Regions from separate parts of the Homo sapiens genome. Here region 2 is linked to region 1. Evidence: read pairs that join two places in POLR2A ChIA-PET (ENCODE). Cell type or tissue: OCI-LY7. All regions are shown on one strand. Region 1 overlaps ZZEF1 (zinc finger ZZ-type and EF-hand domain containing 1). Region 2 has its middle 29 kb from the start of SPNS3.

What was found. ChIA-PET counts read pairs that join two places held together with the same protein. Peaks named below come from ENCODE experiments on the same cell type or tissue, not always from the same donor. Only the 100,000 strongest peaks of a DNase experiment are listed, where the experiment ranks them.
Region 2: POLR2A ChIA-PET joins it to region 1 with 7 read pairs; 4 of 35 experiments call an interaction of 5 or more read pairs at or near these places.

The regions. Positions count from the first base shown.
Region 1 is chr17:4,125,703-4,128,202 of GRCh38, reverse strand. The region is part of intron 1 of ZZEF1 (zinc finger ZZ-type and EF-hand domain containing 1); the gene reads left to right. Among named protein-coding and RNA genes, the nearest start is that of ZZEF1, 16 kb to the left of the region's middle. RefSeq lists enhancers at 1,086-1,135, 1,536-1,625. In OCI-LY7, no CTCF peak of the experiment used is centred here; a DNase peak (open chromatin) is centred at 1,542; H3K27ac peaks cover 386 bases.
Region 2 is chr17:4,403,897-4,406,396 of GRCh38, reverse strand. No RefSeq gene overlaps it. Among named protein-coding and RNA genes, the nearest start is that of SPNS3, 29 kb to the left of the region's middle. In OCI-LY7, no CTCF peak of the experiment used is centred here; a DNase peak (open chromatin) is centred at 1,046; H3K4me3 peaks cover 624 bases; H3K27ac peaks cover 713 bases.

The DNA.
Region 1 (2,500 bases):
CTAATTTTTTTGTATTTTTAGTAGAGACGGGGTTTCACCATGTTGGGCAGGCTGGTCTCAAATTCCTGGCCTCAAGTGATCTGCTGGCCTCAGCCTCCCGAAGTGCTGGGATTGCAGACGTGAGCCACCGCATCTGGCCTCTCCTAGTTGCTTTTTCTGAGTTTTATGTTAAGGCTTTACTCAAATGTCCCGGTGGCCTGGGCTGTCCACTCATTAAGGAATGGGGGACTAAAAAGCTGGTTGCTCTTTGTGTCTGGCTTGTCAACTGGTGGACTCACAGCGAGATGAACTGGCTGGCCCTTTCGTTGGGAGATCCCCAGTGTTGGCGGCTATAGGTGCGTTCCCTGAGTTTACCAGGTTCCCCAGAGAATACTTTTCCAGTCATTTGCCTGAAGGGTATGAGGCTATGGGGCTAGCTGCCAGCATTCTGGGAAACCTGGGGGAAGATTGAGTCTTACACATTGAGCAAGTAAACATCAGTGTCCCTATTCTCAGTGTGGTATTCTCACTTTCAGTTGTGCCTGGTATTTTCTAGTCCACACGCCATACTGCTCTCGAGAGAATACACCCCCAGATTTCTGCCAAGATTGGGAAGGGGGATCTGGCTTTTTTTTTAATAGGAAAGTTTTAAACATAAGAAAGTAGAAATAAGAGTAGAATTAGCTAGTTTCAACAATTACCAGCTTAAGGCCAATTTAATTTGTTCTAAACCGCCCCCTGCTTTTTCCTTCCCCTATCCATATTATTTTGAAGTGAATCTTGACATCATATCATTTCATCCATAAATATTTCATTATGTATCTCTACAAAATAACACTTTAAAAAACACATGCAACACTGCTGTCGCCCTTTTCTCCTCAAAGCAAAACACAAAGTCCAGTTTCTCCTTAAGATCATTTAGAGCTGGGCATCGTAACTTGCCTATAATCTCAACTCTTTGGGAGGCCGAGGTGGGAAAATCTCTTGAAGGCAGAAGTTTGAGACCAGCCTAGGCAGCAAAGTGTGAGACCCCCTCTCTACAGAAAAATTAAAGGATCAGCCAGGTGTGAAACGCCTGTAGTCCCAGCTACTTGGGAGGCTGAGGCAGGAGCATCTCTTGAGCCCAGGAGTTTGAGGTTACAGTGAGCTGATCGCACTACTGCACTCCAACCTTGGTGACAGAGCAAGATTGTTTTCTCAAAAAAAAAAAAAAAATCCAGTCAGTTCTGCTTTTTGTTTTGTTTTGTGTTTGTTGTTGAGACAGACTCTCGCTCTAGCACCCAGGCTGGAGTGCAGTGTTATAATTTTGGCTCACTGCAACCTCCACCTCCTGGGTTCAAGTGATTCTCGTGCCTCAGCCTCTGGAGTAGCTGGAATTACAGGTGTGTGCCATGATGCCCAGCTAATGTTTTGTAGTTTTAGTAGATACGGAGTTTTGCTGGCTTGGCCAGGCTGGTCTTGAACTCCTGGCCTGAAGTGATCCACCCTTTTGGGAGGCACTTTGGCCTCCCAAGGTGCTGGAATTATAGACATGAGCCAGCACACCTGGCCCAGTTCTGCTTTTTAAAATAGGCTTTTTACCACTTACATCCACTTTCCACAGCACCTGTTATTACCAGCCCCTAAGTCTTTTTGGGCCTGCAGCATGGGACAGCTTCCTTCTCAGCCTTGCCTACCCAGATTAGAATTCCACCTTCTTGGATCAACCAACCAGGTACTACTTATCCATCTGTTTCCAAGCTTCCAAAATTTTGTAGCTGTTGCATCTTGTATTCTTTGTCTGTGTGCTTAAAACACACACACCCCAGATCTCTTGATAATATTGTCTTAGTGGGTTTTGGGAGGGAACAGAGGTAAATGCGTTTGTTTAGTATGACTTTTTTGAACTATGAGTACTCCCGATGACTGGTTGTCCAGACGCTGCTCTGAAGCCTTGAGGGATAGGGTGTAGGCATTTTTTCCCAGAGCCTCCTAACTCTTTTTTTTTTTTTTTTTTTTGAGACGGAGTCTTGCTCTCTGTCACCCAGGCTGGAGTGCAGTGTGTGATCTCAGCGCACTGCAGCCTCTGCCTCCTGGGTTCAAGCAATTCTCTGCCTCAGCCTCCCAAGTAGCTGGGATTACAGGTGCCTGCCACCATGCCTGGCTAATTTTTTGTATTTTTAGTAGAGACGGGGTTTCACCATCTTTGCCAGGCTGGTCTTGAACTCCTGACCTCATGATTCACCCACCTCGGCCTCCCAAAGTGCTGGGATTACAGGTGTGAACCACCGCGCCCGGCCTCCTAACCCATCTTTATGCCCATGACAACAGACAGGTCCACTTTTATCATGAGCATTTCCCTCTGTCTTCTATCCAATGACATTAATTTTAACTGCTGCTTCCCTCCTTCCCATTATAGCTCATCAGGACTGTGTGACTCCCAGGCCTCTTTTCTCTGCACTTAAGATTCCCCCAACAGGGCACAGTTTCTAGTCTTCTTTCTGTCATGGTTTCTGTCCTCTGATCTCTTCCATTCATTTCT
Region 2 (2,500 bases), 280 kb before region 1:
TGGAGGCTGAGACAGGAGAATTGCTTGAATCTGGGAGGCGGAGGTTGCAGTAAGCCGAGATTGCGCCATTGCACTCCAACCTGGGCAACAGAGCGAAACTCCATCTCAAAACAACAAACAAACAAACAAAAAACAAAACTCAGTCTAATTCTGCCCGCAGTTTTGTCCTGAGCTATTAATTATAAATGGCTTCTCTCTGCCTCAGCTTTTCTGAATTCCTTCCCTAATTCTGTCCCCATAAGCATGAGAACTTCTTCCAGCCTGGGTCCCACTAGTGGTCCTAGACAAACCCAGAAACCAGCTCCTGGGATGTGGTCTGGGCCTGGTCAAGGTTAATGGGATACAAGCTAATTATTGGGTGAGTGGGAATCATGGTCAAGGAGGGAGCCAAAGCCAGGGGCAGGCTATCAGTAGGAGTCAGGCCAGGCGCTGGGCAGGGAGTACAGAAGGTGAAGCCAGTGGTTCAGGAAGGGACACGGGAGACCAATGGAAGGGTCCTCCACCCCGCTGCCTGCAGGCATGGTCACTGCACAGAGGCTGTGGGAGGCCATGGCGTGGTCTGGCCCAAGTAGATGGACATGCATCTACATAACCCCAGTGTCCACCGACAACCAGCTGACCCCATCACTCAAAAAGAATGGCATTGATTTTCTTGACCCCAAATGCCTCTGCTGGTGGGCAGAGCCCCAGGGAGACACTGAGTTCCCAGGAAGGGAACTGAAGCCAGTGTAGCTCCTGGGATTCCCAACTGCAACCCAACCTCTCCACCCACCTTGTCTCCTGGATTCCCTCCCCTCTCCTCCCCTCTCTTTTCTCTCCCCCAATCTCCCTGCACAGCTCACTACACCCATCGCTGGGCTGGTCAAAGTTCTCCCAGGGGATCTGTTTGCAGCTAGACATATGTGTACCTGTGAGTGATCATGCATGCCCGTGGTGCACACACATCCTCTTGTGTGCTGTATGTGCCTATACACACCCATGTGTGCCTGTACATGCGTGCAGACACCCATGTATGCGCAGATGGGCACGTACACAGTGTATATATGCACTGTGTGAGCCTGTGCGTGTAAGCTCCCCTGTCCCAACTCCCCAAGCCCAGATTAGCTGCCTCTACTGGGCTGACCTTGTCCTGACAGCCCCTTGGGACTGGGGGAGCTGCAGAGCCCTCCTTGCCCTCACCAAGAAACCAGGAGGCCCAGAGCATCCCCACCTTCCTGGAGAAGGTAAGAGGGAGGAACAGGCTGAGCAAAGGTGAGAGAGGAACATGTGGCTCCTCCGGGGAGTGAGTGAGGGCAGAAGAAGGATGTCTGGGGGAAAACATGTTTAAAGAGAAAAACAGTGAGTTAGGTTTAAGAGATGTTTTACATATATATATATAAATATATAAATGTTTATATATAAAAATATACAAATGTTTATATATAGAAATACACAAATGTTTATATATAGAAATATATAAATGTTTATATATAGAAATATATAAATGTTTATATATAGAAATATATAAATGTTTATATATAGAAATATATAAATGTTTATATATATAAACATTTATAAATAAATATAAACATTTATATATATAAATATATAAATATATAAAAATAAATATATAAATATATATAAATATATACATATATACATATATAAATATATACAAATATATATGAATATATATAAATATATACAAATATATATATAAATATATATAAATGTATATATAAATATATATATATATATGTATTTTTTTTTTTTGGAGACATTATTTAGCTCTTGTCGCCCAGGCTGGAGTGCAATGGCACAATCCCGGCTCACTGCAACCCCCACCTCCCAAGTTCAAGCAATTCTCCCGCCTCAGCCTCCCAAGTAGCTGGAACTACAGGCACGTGCCACCACGCCTGGCTAATTTTTGTATTTTTAGTAAAGACAGGATTTCACCGCATTGGCCAGGCTAGTCTCGAACTCCTGACCTCAGATAATCTGCCTGCCTCGGCCTCCTAAAGTGCTGGGATTACAGGCGTGAGCCACCGTACCCGGCCAAGAGATGTTATATTTGGAGGGCTCTTGGGACATCTATGTAGGGAGAAACCTGGAGCAAACTGAGATCTTGGAGCCTTGAAACCCAGGGCAGAGGGGAACTGACCCCAGACCCCAGCTTCAGGAGTGGACACAGAACCAGGGCCTCCCCAGCGTCTGAGACTTAGATTTAGTGTGGGTTTCCCCAAAGTAGACCCTGAAACAAGGACTTGGTTGTGGATAGTTTATTTGGGAGGTAATCCAAGGAAACACAAGTAAGGCAGTGGGGAAACTGAGGCAGGGAAGAAAAGCCGATGAAGCCTGGGCAATTGGTATTTAATCTTACTCTGACCCCTCTGAGGAGTTAAGACTTGAGGGGTTCGCCCCAGAAGAGGAGAAGCCGGTCCGACCAGTAAGAGAACTGCAGAAACAGCTGGGTGCAATGGCTCATGCCTGTAATCCCAGCACTTTGGGAGGCCGAGGCGGG